2 separate regions of the Homo sapiens genome follow, and region 2 is linked to region 1. The links are chromatin loops, found by intact Hi-C in ENCODE. Cell type or tissue: PC-3. All regions are shown on one strand. Each heading gives the region's core, and the rest is flanking DNA. Links, peaks and the distances in the headings are about the cores only.

Region 1 (11,313 bases), core at 1,596-9,595:
TATCTGTTTGACCAGAAGCCCATACTCCTTACCACTATGGGAAGAGAGCATTTCAAGGAGGGCATGGCCAACGGAGTCCACTACAGCCGAGAAGTCAAGTACGATGAGGGCTGAGAGCCCATAGATTTATCAAGACAAGGTCACTGGGGACATGGGAAGACTATTTTAGTGGAGTCACAGGACTGAATCCAAATTAGACTGAGTTAAGGACTGAGAGGGAGTCAGTGAAGGAAGGCAGCAAGTGTAGACAACTGTTTTAAGGATGTGGTTGTGGGCTGGGCACGGTGGCTCACGGCTGTAATCCCAGCACTTTGGGAGGCCGAGGCGGGAGAATCACCTGAGGTCAGGAATTTGAGACCAGCCTGACCAACATGGTGAAACCCTGTCTCCACTAAAAATACAAAAATTAGCTGGGTGTGGTGGCACACGCTTGTAATCCCAGCTACTCAGAAGGCTGAGGCAGAAAAATTGCTTGAACCCAGGAGGTGGAGGAGGTTGCAGTGAGCTGAGATTGTGCCATTGCACTCTAGCTTGGGCGACAAGAGTGAAACTCCGTCTCAAAAAAAAGAAAAAAAAAATGTGGTTGTGAATATGGAGGAAAGGGGAGCTTGCAGTGAGTGTGGTGCAGACTGATGACAGGGTTTTTATTTTCTATTATTTTCCCTTTCTTTCTTTTTTTTCTTTTTTAATATTTTAAGATTAAACAGGCCGGGCATGGTGGCTCACGCCTGTAATCCCAACACTCTGGGAGGCTGAGGTGGGTGGATCACTTGAGGTCAGGAGTTCGAGACAAACCTGGGCAACATGATAAAACCCCATCTCTACTAAAAATACAAAAATTAGCCGGGCGTGGTGGCAGGCGCCTGTAATTCCAGCTACTCCAGAGGCTGAGACATGATAATTGCTTGAACCAGGCAGGCGGAGGTTGCAATGGGCCAAGATTGCACCACTGCACTCCACCCTGGGCAACAGAGCGAGACTCCGTCTCAAAAAAAAAAAAAAAAAAAAAAAGAGAGAGAGAGAGATTAAACAGACCTGAGCATGTTCAAAAGCTGACCAGAAGACTTAGTTAAGAGACGTAGGTATAGAATCACTTGGCACACTGATGGACTTGTTTGTTTGCTGGTCTGCCTCATCTCATTAGCCTACAAACCCACACGCAATCAAAGCCTCTGTTTTATGTTTCTGTGCCCCACACCTAGCATGGTGTCAGGCGTGTAGAAGATGCTCAGAACATGCTGTCCTTTGGTTGTGGTTGACAATATCACCAGGACAAACCTCAAACCCTGGGGGAAGACATCCAATGCTGGACATAAGAAAAGGAACAGAAGTATTATTGATACCTGAAGAACTTAAATGTGATTCTTGAGATATTTCAGATTCTTAACAAATGTCCAAGAAACCCAGAGACTTCAGAGTAACATGAGAAAAAGACAATTAAGAATTCTCTTTTCTCTGGAAGAACATGGTTGTGGTCACACTGAAATCGCAGCCTTGCATCTCCCACTTTTCTTGCACATTGTTTGGGTTTCTCCAGCAAAAAGCTCTTTAGAGATACAAACAATGACACATCTTTAGTCTCAGGGACAGCTGCTCCTCTGTCCGCGGCATATTGTTAACAAACCAGCCCCATCAGTCAGCTGATGGTGTTTCCCAACAGGCAATGCCCTGACAAGCCCCTCACCCTTTGTCCTTCATCGGCTGGACTACATGGGGCATTCTGTATCTGAGTAGCAAAATACCACTGCTATAAAAAAAAATAAGGTGATATTGCTTTAAGCCAAGGTTCTCCAAACCTCAGCATTAACTTTCTGAGATGATGGTACTGGCTAGAAATCTAAGACTCCATTGTAAAAAGCAACAGAACCGTCTCAAAGGCTATCTTTGCCTTTCTGGTCTTAGCCACCTGATTTCTCAATGCTGATGCCAGCTGGGTGCAGTGGCTTATGCCTGTAATCCCAGCAGTTTGGGAGGCTGAGGTGGGAGGATCCCTTGAGTTGTAGACCAGCCTGGGCAAAACAGTGAGACCCCATCTCTACGAAAAAATTAAAAATTAGCCAGGCATGGTGGCACATGCCTGTAGTCCCAGCTACTTGGAAGGCTGAGGTGGGAGGATAGCTTGAGCCCAGGAGTTCAAGCCTGCAATGAGCTGTGATTCACACGCCAGTCTAGGAGAGACAGTGAGACCCTATCTCAAACAACAACAACAACAAACAAAATCAATGCCGATGCCCAGCTGCCATGTCACAGGGAGATTAAGGCAGTGGAGGGAAGATGGACAAATCCTGTGTTCTTTAATGAATTCACCTTTCCAGTTTCAAAGAAGTCTAAAACCAGCTGAGTGAAATCAACCATAGTCCTCTTCTAGGACCCTGAGAATGCTGATTCAGAAAGAAAAACAGAAGGCTGTAGCCAAAAGAAACAGAGGTACTTCAGGTCAACACCTTAGGTTTGGCTTAACCTGCCCAATCCGCCTGGCAGGCACTTCTGGGGAAATGCCAATCACATCTGGAAAGTGTGAACTCGCCACCCTCTTGGTCACCGCAACAGGATGCGAGGGTTACTATTTTCAAACTGGAAACTGTCATGGTGTTGTGGTTGGTTAACAGTTCCCATATTCCACCCCAGGCTGGCCACTGTTCAGAGACTAGCTGCCTTCTCAAAGGACGGAGGTGGTTTGGAATGTCCCATGTGTAGGCCACACTGAAGCCTGGCTGCCGGGACCCCAGTCAAGCCATGAGGCGGCAGGGAAGCAGCTGCTCAGCAGAAGAGCAGCCCCCTAGGGTTAGGGGAGGTAGACGTTGTTTGGGTCAAGACTTTTGGCCCAAAATTTCAGTGGGGAGTGTGGCCTACATGCCAGTCTTCTCAGCCGTAGCCTCCCACAAGGGCAGGGTGAGTGACAGCACACCAATCTCCTGGCACAGTAATAACAAGTAAATGAGATCATTCACGTCAAGGGCGTTTTATAAATTAGAAGAGACTAACAAAGGTGCACTTGTGTCCGGGCGCGGTGGCTCACGCCTATAATCCCAGCACTTTGGGAGGCCAAGGTGGGCAGATCACGAGGTCAGGAGTTCGAGACCAGTCTGGCCAACATAGTGAAACTCTGTCTCTACTAAAAATACACAAAAAATTAGCCAGGTGTGGTGGCAGGCGCCTGTAATCCCAGCTACTCAGGTGGCTGATGCAGGAGAATTGCGTGAACCCGGGAGGCAGAGGTTGCAGTGAGCCAAGATCGTGCCACTGCACTCCAGCCTGGGGAACAGAACGAGACTCCATCTCAAAAAAAAAAAAAAAACCCCAAAAAAACAAAGGTGCACTTGTAGGTTCAGCATCACCAATAACAACAGCCAGATACCCACTGAATACTAAGAAGAGCTCTATGTCTTTCATCAAATTATAGTCACGAAACGATGAGTACCTCAGGCAGTTGCTTGGTCCATGTGTATCCTCCAGGCCTGGTTCACTGTGTCTGACATATCCTTATGTAACCTAGAGAAACTCACTTAGGAAAACGGGCTAAATATTTCCTAAAATTTTGACAGAGATAAAGAACGCTTATAAGGTAGGACTTGGAAAATGTAGGCTAAGTGCCAGGGTGGTGGGAAGGGTCTTAAGTTAACCAAAAAAAGTAAATTTAGGTAGAAATGAGCTAATTGTTTACCTGCAAAAGGCAGTGCAAGGTTCTCCCTGTCTGACTCTATAATCAAAAATCACAAGGAGCCCTAGTTCAGATTCTGGGCTTCAATTTTCCCCAATGTAAATAGTCGAAGCAGGCAATGCACTGTAGACACACCGTGTGTGACAGGCTCTGCTAGGAAAGGCATGAGATGCAAAAAAATCCTCCCAGTTAGGGCTTGCTCATGATGAGTGCAAAACACTAACAAACGAGCCTGTTTGTTTCCAAGGAAATGATCTCAATATAGTGAAAAGGCCATTAAAACAGATTCTCAGCTGGGTGCAGTGGCTCACATCTGTAATCCCAACACTTTGGAAGGCTGAGAAGGGAGGATTGCTTGAGCCCAGGAGTTTGAGGCTGCAGTAGGCTACTGAGTGTACCACTGCACTCCAGCCTAGTCAACAGGGCAAGACCCTGTCTCTTAAAAAAAAAAAAAAGATTCTCCTTGTGTTACTATAGTTTTGCCTGTTGCTAAAGGCCAACTTCATGACGTCAAATAACATACCAACCTGGGTTGCATATTTCTTTAGCTTAGGGACATCTGGACTCACCTGATAGACTTTGGGAGTGGTGGCTATGGGGTGGAGTGACAGCAGGTTCCCTCCTCTGGGTCAGAGAACAACAGTCAGAGCCCAGGAGGGAGCCCTGGAAAGAGGAAGGAAACCTTTGAGCAGATCAGACTTGGAGCAACTTCCAGACTCAAGGGAGCTTTTGGATCTGGGTGGAGCTCTTAGGTCAGTGTTCTGAGCATGACAGACACTCACCCCAAAGATCAACATAGCTCCATCCAGACCTGCCCCACCTCACCAGAGGCACTGAGCAGCAGAAGCCTGTAAATAACCAACTATGTTGAAGTATCTAAAACCAAGACCAAACTCAAAGTGTCAGCTCAACCCCTAAGAAATGGAACAAAAGAATCCTTAAGAATAACCATTTCAGCCACCAGAGGTCTCTCACAGTTTTAAATTTAAACATGGAAAAGTTTCCAGCATGTTATCCTATAATATCAAAAGGCTAATACCACGCACACCTCAAGCCTACATGACTAAGATCTTATCTTTGGCATTCTTAGGTCTTCCTAGTACTTTCCTTTGCTTTTTAAATGTCATTATTTCCTTCACAAGCCAAACCTCGTGACCTTAAGCACCAGGCCTGAAGTTCAAAGGCACACACAGAATCCTCGCCACGGGGTTCTGTTGGCAAACTTCTCTTCCTAAGTAGAGGGAGTGGGACGGTGAGGGGAGGCCCAACGCTTAGATTTTCAGAATCACAGGTGAATTGTTGCTTAAGATGTTTCTGGACACAGGATCTGAGCGGTAAGCAAAAGCAGTGAAAAAGCTCCATTTACTGAGCTAAGCTCAGAGCACCGAGAAGGCAGGTTCTCAAAATGCTTCCCAACACTCTGTTTTTTGTCTTTCAAGATCTCAAAGAAGTCTTAATGGTAAAGGTAGAAGCATAAGATGATTCATGTTCCCATTCCTTATTTCCAGAAAGTTTCAAGAAAGAAGTGGAAAATTCCAGGGGCAATAAAAATTTAGAAATTAATTCAAGACTGAAACTCCAGCTGTATATCCCTGGCAGCCAGTACAACACTTGGCTTATGAAGAACGCTCAATGAACTTTTGTTGAATGAGATGAATGCAGCAACCTGCCTAACACAAAATGACCTTCAATGAGAGATTGTTGTTTCTATATTTGTAGCTGCATTGTCTCAGATCAGATACTTACTAAGCTCTGGTTTTTCCAAAGCTCTGGTTTCTCCAACCACAAGCTGCAAGAGGCTGGCTGACTCCAGAGATGAGCAGCCCAGCTGGCTCATGTGACTAGTTTAAAAGATGTATTATTTCATTATAGGATCACAAGCCCTACAATTTGGTACCTTTTTGCTTTTCAAGTGAACTTGAGTAGTGGCTAGAAACAGATAGCTCTTTTTTTTTTTTTTTTGAGATAGGGTCTTGCTCTGTTGCCCAGGCTGGAGTGCAGTGGCATGATCTCTGCTCACTGCAACCTCCACCTTCTGGGCTCCAGTGGTCCTCCTACCTCAGCCTCCCAAGTAGCTGGGACCACAGGCACACGCCACCATGCCTGGATAATTTTTTGTAGAGACGGGGCCTTGCTATGTTACCCAGGCTGGTTTTGAACTCCTGAGCTCAAGCAATCCACCCACCACCTTGGCCTCCCAAAGTGCTAGGGTTACAGGTGTGAGCCACTGCACCCAGCCCCGGGGGAGAAAAATATACTCAGTGCCCCTGGTGGTAGGGCCCCTGCAAGGAGCTTTATAGACACTGTCCTGTTGGTTCCTCACAACTCCCTTCTGGGGTAGGAAATTCCAGAGCCATTTCCTTTCCATTATATAAGGAGGCCTCTAAAGGCTTTTGCAGTATTCCTGGCAGGGGACAAGGAGAAACATCTCTGTGCTGGTTACTGCCATGGTTTCTGGCAGCTCTGCCTGTGTTATCATTGCCTAAGGAACATGCATTGTCCTTAGCCACCCTGTACGTGGTAGCCTGCAGAAGTATTACTACCACTCACAGGTGTCTCATTCCTTATGATGAGTTACTGAAGAATCCTGTAACAAATTCTGTTCTCAGAGCCACCTGTTCCAAAATGGAACCGGACTCTCCTGGCCCTCACTGTCATGTACATATTTAGGATTTCTATGATACCAGGTAAGGGAAATTGCTACACTGGTTTCTGAAGCTCTGCCTGGGGGCTTCCTTTGGGAGAGAGGGGTCCTTCCTGTGGAAGATATATTTTGCATCCTTGTATTTGCTAGAAGCATCTGGGTGAACATCAAACTGAGCAGAGATTAATGTATGTGAAAAAACCCGAAGAATTTCTAGGTGCTCCTACCAGAAGCACACAGTGGTGGTGATCCTGCCAAGAGGTCCCTTTCCTGGAGATTAAATATGTCCAGCCTAGGTTCATTCAAAAGGTACTTTTAGCTCAGACCTGTAATCCTAGCACTTTGGGATGCTGAGGTGGGAGGATCCCTTGAGCCCAGGAGTTCAAGACCAGCCTGGGAAACATAGGGAGACCCTGTCTCTATTGTAAAACAAACAAAAGGTACTTTTGGAGACCTCTGTCATGGAAGTCACCTTCAAGACAGTACTGTAACAAGCCATTTGTGAAATATGCCAATTGCAATGACAGAGATACAGCAGCAACCTGAGCCCCAAGGACGGCTGCCAGGCTACTGATTCTGAGTGTGAAAATTACATTACTAAAGAAAACAATATAAATATGGTGAGAAACACTTTTAAAACTGTATCTGGATAACTGTTGCCATGGCAGGTGTTTTGTTTGACAAGAGTCAAGAAGCCTAGGATGTGGCCTTAATCTCAGGAGTGGCTTTAACTAGACAGGGTTATCAGAACTGCCTTTAACTAGACAGGGTTAACAGAACCGCCTCTGACTAGACAGGGTTATCAGAACCGCCTCTGACTAGACAGGGTTATCAGAACCGCCTCTGACTAGACAGGGTTATCAGAACCGCCTCTGACTAGACAGGGTTATCAGAACCGCCTCTGACTAGACAGGGTTATCAGAACCGCCTCTGACTAGACAGGGTTATCAGAACCGCCTCTGACTAGACAGGGTTATCAGAACCGCCTCTGACTAGACAGGGTTATCAGAACCGCCTCTGACTAGACAGGGTTATCAGAACCGCCTCTGACTAGACAGGGTTATCAGAACCGCCTCTGACTAGACAGGGTTATCAGAACCGCCTCTGACTAGACAGGGTTATCAGAACCGCCTCTGACTAGACAGGGTTATCAGAACCGCCTCTGACTAGACAGGGTTATCAGAACCGCCTCTGACTAGACAGGGTTATCAGAACCGCCTCTGACTAGACAGGGTTATCAGAACCGCCTCTGACTAGACAGGGTTATCAGAACCGCCTCTGACTAGACAGGGTTATCAGAACCGCCTCTGACTAGACAGGGTTATCAGAACCGCCTCTGACTAGACAGGGTTATCAGAACCGCCTCTGACTAGACAGGGTTATCAGAACCGCCTCTGACTAGACAGGGTTATCAGAACCGCCTCTGACTAGACAGGGTTATCAGAACCGCCTCTGACTAGACAGGGTTAACAGAACCGCCTCTGACTAGACAGGGTTATCAGAACCGCCTCTGACTAGACAGGGTTATCAGAACCGCCTCTGACTAGACAGGGTTATCAGAACCGCCTCTGACTAGACAGGGTTATCAGAACCGCCTCTGACTAGACAGGGTTATCAGAACCGCCTCTGACTAGACAGGGTTAACAGAACCGCCTCTGACTAGACAGGGTTATCAGAACCGCCTCTGACTAGACAGGGTTATCAGAACCGCCTCTGACTAGACAGGGTTATCAGAACCGCCTCTGACTAGACAGGGTTATCAGAACCGCCTCTGACTAGACAGGGTTATCAGAACCGCCTTTGACTAGACAGGGTTATCAGAACCGCCTTTGACTAGACAGGGTTATCAGAACCGCCTTTGACTAGACAGGGTTATCAGAACCGCCTTTGACTAGACAGGGTTATCAGAACCGCCTTTGACTAGACATGGTTAACAGAACTGCCTTTGACTAGACAGGGTTAACAGAATTGCCTTTAACTAGACAGGGTTATCAGAACTTTGCTAAATCGGCCGGGAACTGTTAGCCCAGACCCAGAACCCATGCTTGGATGCTGGCCCTGGCCTGCTAGGAATGATGCTACTAGTACCATGCTTCTTCTTGTTCTTTTTTTTTTTGTTTGGGAGAGAACGGAGGATGCCCCTTGACTTCTAATTGCCTGCCACATAGTAATAAAAGATTCTTGCTCAAACTTTGGGTAAAATAAAGGTGAGACGTATACATGAGACCTTACTCAGAGGTGCTTTTGAGATCTTACAGCCACGAGACCAAAAGGGCTGTGTTCAAAATTCTATATCCTATTTGATTTAAATTTCCTCATTATGTGGAATCCAAGAATGAGGCTGACCATTAGCAAAGGATTCAATGTACTCCAGTGCAGTCATTTTAAGTGTAGAGAAGGTTGAAAGCATCTGGGTTGAAACTGACCTCAGCAATGTACCACAAGGGAGTAGCTCAAATCCCAGAAAATGCACCGTTTGGACACAGAAACTAACAAAGAAACTCAAAGTTTGAGCAAGAATCTTTTATTACATGAAAAACAACTGAACAGAACATGTCCTGCTTCTCATATTCTATGGGTCAATACTTTACAAGACTCAAAAGAAAAGAAATCCTCATGATGGCCCCAGGAAGCTCCCCTCGCACACACAGAAACAGTCTGTGGACAGAACCATTCTCTAAGTCAAGCTGCCTCTAGAAACCGCAGAGAGACACAAGAGCCCCAAGCTCACACACATTCCCATGACAATGTGTCACAAAAGTAATAACAGAGTTGTTCAATTGCTTCCAGACCTTAGTCGGATTTGTTCACTGCTCATTTTGATGATGGATAACATATTGCAAACCTGTAATGTCTTGCGCTTTGCCCCTAGCCCTGTCTTGGCAGGGACAAGGACTGTAAGCCTCCTACTGATAGAGAGTCCAGTGAAGTGGAAGGAGTTTCTCTGGGGTGACCCTACCTATTCTGGCCCTGGCTCTGCCTCAGCCACTTCTTCAAGTGCACCCCTCAACCCCACTCTGAAGACAGACCACAACCACACGATTTCCTTCCAAGACAGGCTGCAGGGAAGAGGGGGTGTAAAGCTGTGAGAGAATGCTGAAGTCAGCTGCTTGGGAGTCTCTGAGTCAGCACCTTCAAGAGCAGAGTGGTGGCTGGGAACCAGGCTTCTCTGCCACAACAACTCCAGATGTAGCCGTGACCCAAGAGCTCAAAACCACCGCACGCAATTCTGGAGTGGGAGCCCCATGCTGACCACAGGTGCCAAGGACCCAGGGACTGGAATTCCTTACCCATCCATTCACAGCCCCTCCTGAGCTGTAAGGTTTGAGAGACAAGGAAGGGCTGGTGCTATAACGCTGTGAAAGAAGCCACTGCATGAACATGTTATCAAGTCCTGCCTGGAGCTGGACTCAGTTTAAGTCCTTCCCAAATTGTCAAACAACAATGATCTCACTCCAGAAACTATTTTCTCCGGAAAGACTTGGATAGCGTCACGTTTCAACTAGTTGTTGCTTTTAAAGTGAAGAGGTGGAGAAGGCTAGTTGGGAGTGCAATGGAAAGACACTCAAAATGTTCTCATCAATGATTTACTAAAGTCATTCGACTTCAAGTGCTCCTTAGGATATAATATTATAGGAAAAAAAGCATCATACAAAATTGTATGCAGCTATAAACACACATACACTAACTTAGAGGAAGGTTTAGAAGGAAATAAACTAATCTCTTAAAATAAGAGTGATGAAATTATGGATGATTTTTAAATTTCTTACTACTGCTCAGAATATTCTCGACCTAAGGCTAATCCCCCAACTCTCTGGCAAGGTCTTGACTGAGCACACAGCCTCAGAAGTGATGCACACGAAACAGCCTGGGTGAAAAGAGGTCTGGTTTCCCAGATGGTCCAAATTACTCCTGGTCACCAAGAAGACAGACAGCACCAACTGGCCACACATCCATCAACTTCCCTGTATTTTTCAAGTTTTCTTTAATGGTTGTCTATGGCTTTTCCAGTGGGGAAGAAAAAAGACATTCATTCTGCAACCTCAGGGAAGTTAGTGACTTTAGGCATCGTTGATCTAGGAGCCTCAAGGGCTTGGCAAACCTCCGGTTTCTCTACCCCATGACATGAGCATTTCCCGATCCCGCAGGATTGTATGGGGTGAAGGGAAGAGAAAGAGATAGAGCACCAGGGGTTTTTGGATATGAAGTCTGGCAGAATTCTGTAATGCAGGATTAACTTAGGATTGTGGGTTCTGATGATTAAGCAAAAAAAAAGCTGCATTTTCACGCAGCTATGGAATATTCCTGTTTCCAAAATGACCAGTATTCCCCACTGAGGGCCTCTCATACCCCATCTCCCACTTGCCCTGTCTCCCAGGCTCTGTACTCAGAGAAATGCCCAGTCTCAGCAAGACAGAGGAGGCATCTAACATCCACTGGGTCCTGTTCCCTACCGAGTACCAGGCCAGGGCCTTCATCTCTGTCTTCTCCTTCAATTCTCAAAATAATGCAGAAACAAATGGTGTTGGCCCATCTTAGGAGACAGGAAAAGCCAAAGTCCAAGACAACCAAGGTCACAGCCTGATGAACTGTGGAGATGAAACGTGCACACAGCATCTGACTCAAACGCCCTTGCTCCCAGGCTGCATGGACACACGCAGGCTTCTAGGGTGAAGACATACCAGAGGGTTATTTCAGGATCCTGAAGGGGAAGGAGGGATGGTTCTGTCACGTTTGCTAATATCTCTTTAAAAGAAAAACTGCTAAAAAGCCTGCCAGGCTGCTTAGAGCTTTTATTATGGCTACTAAGAGGAATGGAAACTCCATTCCACCACCCTGGAATTTTTTAGGCAAAGCCTGGGGACTGTCTGGGGGAAGGCGGGGCCCTCCTGCACATGGGGAACCAGGTGTGGCCCCCCCAGAGGGGTGTGGCACTGACTCATAGAGGAGCCAGCATTGGGTGTGTTTTCCTTTTGTGCCAGGCAAAATACTGGGTGCTTCACACACA
Region 2 (9,977 bases), core at 1,532-9,531, 92 kb after region 1:
ATTGGTTTTATTCAAGAATTTTTTTAAAAAAATAAAATTCTAAATCAAATACTCTCACATCAAAATGTACAGTGTACTGAAAGAAGCCATGCATCCCAGGAATACAATGTTGAATTAAGATAGAGGAAATCCATTGATTCAATATATCTATTAATAGGTCAAATAAAAAAAAAAAAAAACCCAAGGCTAGGCATGGTGGCTCATGCCTATAATAATCCCAACATTTTGGAGGCGAAAGCAGGAGAATTGCTTGAGCCTAGGAGTCTGAAACCGACCTAGGCAACATAGGGTCCCTGTCTCTAAGAAAAACAAAATTTCACCAGGTGTGGTAGTGTGCACTTTGAGCCATGATCGTACCACTGCACTCCAGCCTGGGCAACAGAGGGAGACCCAGTCTCAAAAGCCGGAAAAAAAAAAAAAAAAAAAAGAAAGAAAGAAAAAGAAACTGAAGAATATCCCCAAAATGGAAAGATATCCTGTGCTCACGGTTTGGAAGAATTAATATTGTCAAAATGTCCATGCTATCCAGTCTAAAAATTTAATTCACTCTTTGTCAAAATCCCAATGTCATTTTTCACAGAAATAGAAAAAACAATCCTAAAATTTTTATAAAACCACAAAAGTTTGTATGAAACCCAAATAGCCAAAACAATCTTAAGCAAGAAGAACAAAGATGGAGGCATTGTGTTACCTGATTTCAAAATATACTACAAAGCAACTGTAATTAAAACAGCACAGTACTGGCATAAAAACAGACATGTAGACCAATGGAACAGAATAAAGTGCCCAGAAATAAATCCAGGCATTTACAGTGAACTGATCTTCAACAAAGTTGTCAAGAACACACAATGGGGAAAGGCCAGTCTGTTCAATAAATGGTTTTAGGACAACCAGATATCCATATACAGAAGAATGAAACTGAACTCTTATCTCACACTATATTTAAAAAATCAACTCAATATGGTTTAAAACCTTAAATATAACACCTGAAATGTAAAACTACCAAAAGAAAATGCACGAGGAAAGCTCTCTGGCATCAGACTAGGCAATGACTTTTTGAATATTATCCCAGAAGCACAGGCAACAAAAATGAAAATAGGCAAATGGAATTCTATCAAACTAAAAAGCTTCTGCACAGCAAAGGAAACAATCAACAGAGCAGAGAAACAACCTACTATATGCGAGAGAATATTTGCAAACCACACATCTGATAAGTGGTTAACATCCAAATACATAAAGAATTCAAACAACTCAATATTAAGAAAGCAAATAACCCAGTTACAAAAATGAGCAATGGGCCAGGCACCGTGGCTCGCACCTGTAATACTAGCACTTTATGAGGCCGAGGTGGGTGGATCACCTAAGATCAGGGATTAGAGACCAGCCTGGGCAACATGGTGAAACCCCATCTCTACTAAAAATACAAAAATTAGCTGGGTGTGGTGGTGCACCTCCTAATCCCAGCTACTTGAGAGGCTGAGGCACGAGAATCACTTGAACCCAGGAGGCGGAGGCTGCAGTGAGCCGAGATAGTGCCACTGCACTCCACCCTGGGTGACAGAGCAAGACTCTGTCTCAAAAAAAAAAAAAAAAAAAGACAAAAGCCAGTGCTAGCAAGAATGTGGATAAAAGGGAACCAGGGAAACTCTGTACACTGTTGGTGGGAATGTAAATTAGTACAGCTATTATGGAAAATGATATGGAGGTTCCTTAAACCAGAAGTACTATGTGTTCCAGCAATTCCACTTCGGGGTATATAGTCAAAGAAAATGAAATCAGTATGTCAAAGACATACCTGCACTCTCATGTTCCTTGCAGCACTATTCATAACAGCCAAGATATGCAATCAACAGACAGATGAATAAAGAAAATGTGGTATTTTTAAAAAGTGGTATACACATACAATGTAATCTATTCAGCCTTAAAAAATTGAGAAAATCCTGTCATTTGGGACAACATGGATGAACCTGGAGGACACTATTAAGCGAGGCACAGAAAGACATACTGCATTATGTCACTTATACGTGGAGTGGAAAAAAACTGAACTCAGAAATACGGAGAGTAAAATGGTGGTTGCCATGGCTGGTGGGGTTGAGGTGGGATGGAGAAAGGCGAGATGGTTAAAGGGTACAAAGTTCCAGTTAGAGAGAATGAATAAGTTCTGGAGATCTATTGTGCAGAATGGTGAAAATAGTTCATAATAATGTATTGCACACTTGAGAATTGCTAAGAGAGTAGATCTTAAATACTCTCACCACACAGACACAAAGATAACTATGGGAGGTGATAAATATGTGAATTAGCTGGATGGTAGTAATCACTACAAATATATACATATAATAAAACATCATATCATATACTGTAAATATACACAATTATTTGTCAACTACCTCCATAAAGCTGGAAAAAGAAAAGAAAAATTTAAAAAGTAAAAGAGAAGAAATGCCAAAATAGGGGTTAAAAAAAAAACAAACCAGTATCTTGCAACTGGAACATTTCCCTAATTTGCTAATTTTAACTCCCTGCTTCTCCTTTGTCACTAGCAGTAAAAACTCACAGAAATCGCAAACGGCAAAACTGCTGACTGGCAGAGGGGTGGGTGCAGGAGGTGGTGGTAGGGGAAGGAAGCTTTATCATGTCACCCCAGGGACTTTAGAAGGAAGAAATACCAATTGGCATAAGGATAGTAGCTGGGACCAGAGGGAAGGGAGAAACAGGCAGAAGCTGAGAGGCTAGGAAGAAAGGAAGAGAGGCTTTGAGAACCCACAGGGGGTGAGAACAAAGGTTTCCACCAGCCCTAACCCTGAACCCTAGGCCTCCTCATCCTTATCTACCTCACCCAGGGAGGCCTACAGCAGGAGGATCTGAGGCTGCTGGGACCCACCCACCTTGCCTGACCTCACTTCAGCAGGAAAAGCCATCCAGGGCCAAATGTGGACGAAGAAGGTCTGAGAACACAACCTACTGGGAAGCTGGACCTGCCTGTGTATGTGCTGACAACCTCCTAATTTTAAATGAATTCACTCACTCAGTGAGTTTTCTTTTCTTTTCTTTTTTTTGATTTCTTGTTTGTTTTTTTTTCTTTGTTTGAAACAGGGTCTAGCTCTGCTGCCCAGGCTAGAGTGCAGTAGTGTGATCATAACTCACTGTAGCCTCAAACTCCTAGCCTCAAGTGATCCTCCCACCTCAGCCTCCCAAGTAGCTGGGACTCCAGGTACACATCACCACACCTGGCTAATTTTTTTTTTTTTTTTTTGTGGTGGAAGACAGGGTCTTGCCATGTTGCCCAGGCTGGTCTCAAACTCCTGGGCTCAAGTGATCCTCCTGCCTGGGCCTCCCAAAGTGCTAGGATTACAGGCGTGAGCTACCACACCTGGCTCACTTAGTGATTTTTAAATAGGCACTTAAGCCTTTAAAAACAAAAGTGTGTGCAGGAAAAGAGTTGCAAAATGTCAGTCCCATTTTTTGGTCAAATCCCCGTACCTGTCAGCAATCACTATCTGCAGGGGAAAAAAAATAAATCTAGAATGAAAGTAACTTTGCTCCTCCTCTCCTCAACCTTATCAAATACAAACTCAGGCTCGTTGTGGCATATCCTTTTCTTTGATATATAAAATCATTTTCATAAAATCATGAGATTATAGCACCTTGGGGCTAGGATTGTTTTAAGATGAGCTAGTCAAGTTGCCTCTTTTTATAGATGAAAATGTAAGATAATGAGAGTATGTGACTTGAAACAAGGAGCCCTATCTACAAAAAAGAGGTCAGACGGGGTCCTGACCAGCAAGTGCCCACATGGGATACCTGCCTGGTGGTCCCTCTGCCATCTTGGATGTAGGGCTGGTGTGACCTGCTGAGCTCTAGGGTCCTCTGGAGATCTGTAACAGCCCCTTTATCAGAAAGGAATTTGAGGTCAAAGGCCTCACGTAGGACTCTGATCAAAGCCACATAATTTTTTTTTTTAGACAGAGTCTTGCTTTGTTGCCCAAGCTGGACTGCAGGGGCATGATCTTGGCTCACTGCAACCTTGCTTCCCAAGTTCAAGTGATTCTCCTGCCTCAGCCTCCTGAATAGCTGAGATTACAGGCATATGCCATCACGCCTGGCTAATTTTTGTATTTTTAATAGAGATAGGGTTTCAGCATGTTGGACAGGCTGGTCTTCTGACTTCGACTCCTGACTTCAAGTGATCTGCCCACTTCAGCCTCCCAAAGTGCTGGGATTATAGACGTGAGCCACCGTATCCAGCTTCAAAGCCACATACATTTGCAAACAACACTTTATAATTACCAGAGCCTCATCATGAGCTCTGGGAACTTGGGCTGGAGGTCCAGGGCTCAGGACAATAAGAGCTCCTCAATTCTGATGCAGATCAGACTGAGCTCTGGTCTTCTGGTCCACCAGCCTAAAAGCCCTTACTTAATTGGACACAATACCAAAGAAACTCAAAGGATGTGATAGTCACCTGGTATGAAAACATCATGAACAACTGTAAAACAATTTGTCATATAGCATTACTAACTGTTTCTGTTATTATTAAATATTCACATGGAAAAGTAAAGTCGTTTGTACTCAAAATGATTGCCCTAAAATTCAGTTGCTGTTGGGACACATTCAAATTCAAGAAACTCTGCACTTAACACACCCTAAACGCTGAGCACTGGACTGGGGGGATGCTAGAAATGCACAGGTGAATGACCTACCAGCCCTTGATGTCCAGGAACTCACAGTGTGCCGGGTACCAGGTACCAGACAGGTACTCCAGGATCCAAAACCACAGGCTGTGTGCTGGTATGTGTAATGTCAGACTCACTCCCTTTGGCATCTCTCCTCTCTCCACCTATTAATATTTCAGAGTTTGGACTTTGCTGGATGAGTCATTTGGCACCAATAAGCATTTTGAAAAGGAAGGAAGCAATGAATAAAAAACTAAACACACGGAGTTCACAAATGTCAGTGTTAGGTCTAGGTCATGGAAACAGGAACTAGCAGCCCAGATGATAGCCACATCTCATCTTCTTTGCTGTTTGCATAGTGACTATTCCCAGCTCGGTGGCAACTCCATGTATCTCTTTTGCCTCACGTCTCTGAAGCCCAGTGTTTACTGCAAACTGTAATCTAAAAATATGTTCTTCCAAAATTCACTGACTCACCCCTGTGTTTCATCAATCATTCAAGGAGCCACCGCATCCGGTTGATCACTCCTTTCAAGATGCAAGAAATGTTTATCCTAAGCCAACCCTTCCTGTCTGCAACCTCTAGCCCCAACAACCCAAGCCAGGCCCTCTGGTCTAAATTCCTGCCATAGCCTCCTGGCTGGCCTCCTTCCATTCAGCCTCTCTCCACTTCTGTACACCCCATGGGTCCAAGGTCAGACAACTACTACTAAAACATACATCTGCAGTTGGAATTTCCTGATCCAAAATATTCAGTAGGATAACAGAAGTGAATACAGAAGCTGAAATGGCCTTTCTGCCTTGAAGATGGCAATGCCCTGGAATGCTTCTCCCCACACCCTGAACCAGGCCCTCACATTTGTCACACAATGGACAAAAGAGTCCCAGTATAGACTCCAGCAACTAAATAGCCATATGTCTAAATGTTACCATGAAATGCAAATATGCCCTAGGAAGGTTCTATCCCAGCAGTTCTCATTCAAGACTGCCTTTATGAACATCAGACATCTGCACAACACTCAACAATACCAGCCTTACAGATCTGACTTCTATTTTTAAAACACCAATTCATATAATGGAGTGCTAGACAGCTATAAAGAAAGAATGAGCATGCTCTCTGTATTGACAGGAAGCTTACCCCAATACATCGCTAAGTTAAAAATAAAAAGCAAGATACATACTGTGTTTTGTGCTGCCTCTGAATAAAAATGAAAGAGGGATATTCGTAACATATCCATAGAAACCCTCAGGATACATAAGAAAGCTTATTAGCTTTATAATAGGAACTATATAGGCACAATTTATTTAGAAAAGGGGGTCACAGAAATATCCCACACTGATGGGCAACAAGAAAGAGAGGCTTCTCGCTTGATATGAGTTATACTTTTAAAAATTATGGGACTATATTACCTATCAAAAGGTATTTTTTTAAAGAGGCAATTGATTACCTCTATGTTCTTCTTCCAAAATCACCTAACTCTGTCTAATCACGGGAAAAAATCAGAAAATCCCAAGAGGGGGATGATCTACAAAATATCTGACCAGTGCTTCTTAAAACTGTCAAGGTCATAAAAAACAAGGAAAAGACTGAGAAACTGTCACAGCCATGGGAACCCAAGGTGACATGACAACTCAATGTATTGTGGTATCTTGGATGGGATCCTAGAACAGAAAAAGGACTTAGGTAAACACTAAAGAAATCTAAACTGATGGACTTTAGTTAATAATAACATATCAATATGGTTCATTAATTATAATAAAGGTACCATACTAATGTAAGATGTTAATAATAGGCAAAACTGGGTGTGAGGTAGATGGGAACTCTTTGCACTATCTTCTCAATTTTTCTGGAAATCTAAAACTGCTCTAAATTCTTTGAAGGCTTTTTTAAGGGCCAGGCACACTGGCTCACTTCTGTGATCCCAACAATTTGCAAGGACCAGGTGGGAGGAGCAGTTGAGCCCAGGAGTTCAAGCTACAGTGGGCCATGATCACGCTAATGCACTCCAACTTGGGTGACAGAGCGAGATTCTGTCTTTTTTTAAAAAATAAATAAATAAATAAAAGAGACACCGGGCACAGTGGCTCATGCCTGTAATCCCAACACTCTGGGAGGCTGAGGCAGGCAGATCACCTGAGGTCAGGAGTTCAAGACCAACCTGGCCTACATCGTGAAACCCTATCTTTACTAAAAATACAAAAAATTAGCCAGGCATGGTGGCACGTGCCTGTGATCCCAGCTACTTGGAAGGCTGAGGCATGAGAATGGCTTGAACCTAGGAGGCAGAGGTTGCAGTGAGTCAAGATCACACCACTGTACTCCAGCCTGGGCAACAGAGTGAGACTCCATCTCAAAATAAAATAAAAAAGAAAGGGAAAAAGAAAAGAAAAAGTACATATGTAAAAGTTTGTTTGTTTGTTTGTTTGTTTGAGACAGAGTCTCTGTCTCCCAGGCTAGAGTACGGTGGTGTGATCTCAGCTCACTGCAACCTCGGCCTCCAAAGTTCAAGCGATCCTCCTGCCTCAGCCTCCTGAGTAGCTGGGATTACAGGTGCACACCACCATGCCTGGCTAATTTTTGTATTTTTAGTAGAGACTGGATTTTGCCATGTTGGCCAGGGTGGTCTCGAACTCCTGACCTCAGGTAATCTGCCTGCCTCGGCCTCCCAAAGTGCTGGGATGATAGGTGTGAGCCACCCTGCCTGGCCAAATCTTTTAAATAAAGTTTTTCTAAGCCCATTAAAATCCTGGGGTGAGAGAAGGGATCATCTGAGTACCAAGCATTGTGGCTGTGTCAGGGACACAGGTAAATAAGACCAGGGCTATTAACCAGGTAGCAGGTGAGACAGACCAGCTGCAGCCCCCAGTCTCTCTAATGGAATGGGCCATGAAAGCAGGAGGAGGAGGAGATAGTTCTGCTCCACCCAGGGATGTAGGGAAGGAGAACAGGATATACTGGGTATAAAAGATCAGAGGACTTGTTCTGTCACTTATTGGTTATGTGACCTAGGGCAAGTCACTTAACCTTTCCAGGCCTCAGCTTCCTCATGCAAACAACTCAGGGAGTAGACCAAATGGCCTCCATACCAGCTCAAAAAATCCTAACACAAAGCCAGGAGTGGTGGCTCATGCCTGTAATCCCAGCACTTTGGGAGGCCAAGGTGGGCAGATCACCTGAGGTCAGGAGTTCAAGACCAGCCTGGCCAACATGGTGAAACCCCATCTCTACTAAAAATTAAAAAATAAGCCAGGTGCGGTGGTGTACGCCTGTAATCCCAGCTACTCGGGAGGCTGAGGCAGGAGAATCGCTTGAACCTGGGAGGCAGAGGTTGCGGTGACCAGAGATTGCACCACTGCACTCCAGCCTGGGCAACAGAGTGAGACTCCAATTAAAAAAAAAATCCTGACACATTCCAACAGAATCTCTTTCTCCCAGGATGTTTCTTCCTAACAAGCCGCATGCATAGTCCCTGACTTCAAAGCTAGCTGTGGAAGGCAACAGGGAGTTGAGGACGGGATGCATCGCCCTCTTCACCTCCCAATTACCAAGATTCAGGTTCATCCATTATTCATTCAACAAATATGTGCCTGGTGCTGTTGTAGGCATGGAGGATACAGAGATGAATAAAACCAACAAGACTCCCTTATTCACGGAGCTCACATCCTGGCTGGGGGAGAATTCTACTTAGGGGAAATAGTGAAGAAGATATGTAGTTACATTAGATGGTGGTGAGTGCTAAGGACAAAAATTAAAGAAGAAAAGCAGATAAAAAGAACTCGGGATATAGGGAGGAGGTTGCAGCTTTAGCTGGGAGCGGCCAGGGAAAACTTGGCTGAGCAGGAGATGCTAGAAAAAGGGTTGCAGGGTGGAGGAAGCCGGTCATGCAGATATCTTGGAGGACAGTATTCCAGGCAGGGAGAAGGGCTGCCATGGGAGCATGGCTGGCACGCTGAAGGGACAGTGGGAGGCCCATGCTGCTGGAGCAAAGGATCGAAGGGAAAGTGGTGAAGGAAAGTCAGAGAAGTAGGTGGAGAGTTCGTGGAGCCTGGCAGGACTCTGGGAAACCATTCGAAGGTTTTAAGCAGAGAGATATGATCTGACTTGAGTTGGATCTCAGGATCACTCTGAGGGACAGTTGAGAATAACTAAAGAGAACAAGTTGCAGAAGTAGGTCCCAGCTCTACAAGAGACAACCAGCTCTGAAAATGTCTGGCTGGAGTTGGGGAGGGAATCCTATAAAGAGAGGGCAGGGTACCCCGCAGTGCCTTCAAAGCATCAGCCTTAGGGGATGAGTCAAGCCTGTCTTAGAGCAAACTTTTCACCATGAGGCCCGGGAAGTAAACCCTGCATTCAACGGAAGCAAGAAGCCTCAGAAACAAATGGGTGCCTCTAAATAAAGCATTCCTTTACATTTATAGAGGCCATTAATCCCATTCGAACCGGAAAGAAGGAAAACAAACCACGGCAGTCAGTTCTCCAAGGCCCTCGGCTCCAGCCAACTGGAAATACCTGTGAAAAGAGACCCTATCCCATTAACCCAGCTGCACACTGCCATGTGAAAGGGGCCCTATTATTTAAGTAGTTTGTAATTGTCCCACATTACTGATATCGTTAAAGCATCTCAGAATATTTCCATGGCCAGGCTGAATAAGAAAAAGTAGTTACCAGGCCACGCAGGCACAAAAGGCCTTTTGCCAAACTACTTAGATATTTTAATTCCCCGTTGCCTCAGTAGCTAAATAAGCATGGAGAACAAGCAGGCGGGGAATACTAATTAGAGCTAATTAGACCCTGCCCTCTTCTGCCTCAATCCCCTTTATAAAAAGCTCCCCCAACTCAAGGATGATGGAGTTAAAATGTAAATCCATAGGATAAACAGCAGTCTACAGACCAAACCCACTGTTTGTATTTCATTGTCCTGTCAGCTCTAAACCTGTGCCTGGTTACCTACAGAGAGCTGCAGACCCAGCCAAATTCCAACAACCCCATCACAGACCACAGGAAATGTGGTAGGGGGTTGGGGGTAGAGGAAGGGTGCTGCCAACATGAGTCCACTAAATAAAACAAAGGGCTTTCTTAGGATGTGCAGAGCATTCACTAGAAGAACATTCGATTGCTTTTTTAAAAAGAAATGAATGTGATAGCACACATAATTCCAGCGGTGTTGCAGGATCCTCTTTATAAGACGGTGTTCCTCTCTCTGTCTTAGCAAAGGCAGCGTGGAAAAGCCTCACCTCAGTGAGACCCCTGGTTTTGTGGGAAGACCACATCCTAGGATTCTGTCTGAAGGCTCTTGGCCA

The links. A loop is a pair of places that touch in the nucleus more often than their neighbours do. Peaks named below come from ENCODE experiments on the same cell type or tissue, not always from the same donor. Only the 100,000 strongest peaks of a DNase experiment are listed, where the experiment ranks them.
Region 2: it touches region 1 in a loop (4-fold over the local background); 52 of 110 quality-filtered maps call a loop at or near these places.

The regions. Positions count from the first base shown.
Region 1 is chr3:124,782,303-124,793,615 of GRCh38, forward strand. The region is part of intron 10 of ITGB5 (integrin subunit beta 5); the gene reads right to left. LOC124909422 (a long non-coding RNA gene) reads right to left here. Exons shown (of 2, transcript XR_007096043.1): 2 at 8,814-10,970. Among named protein-coding and RNA genes, the nearest start is that of MIR544B, 56 kb to the left of the region's middle. RefSeq lists enhancers at 2,692-2,931, 8,792-9,324. In PC-3, for the core only: CTCF peaks have their summits at 4,617 (motif pointing right) and 4,816; no DNase peak of the experiment used is centred there; H3K27ac peaks cover 521 bases.
Region 2 is chr3:124,873,900-124,883,876 of GRCh38, forward strand. All of the region lies in intron 1 of ITGB5 (integrin subunit beta 5), which reads right to left. Among named protein-coding and RNA genes, the nearest start is that of ITGB5, 8.5 kb to the right of the region's middle. RefSeq lists a silencer at 9,503-9,797. In PC-3, for the core only: no CTCF peak of the experiment used is centred there; a DNase peak (open chromatin) is centred at 5,022; H3K27ac peaks cover 1,750 bases.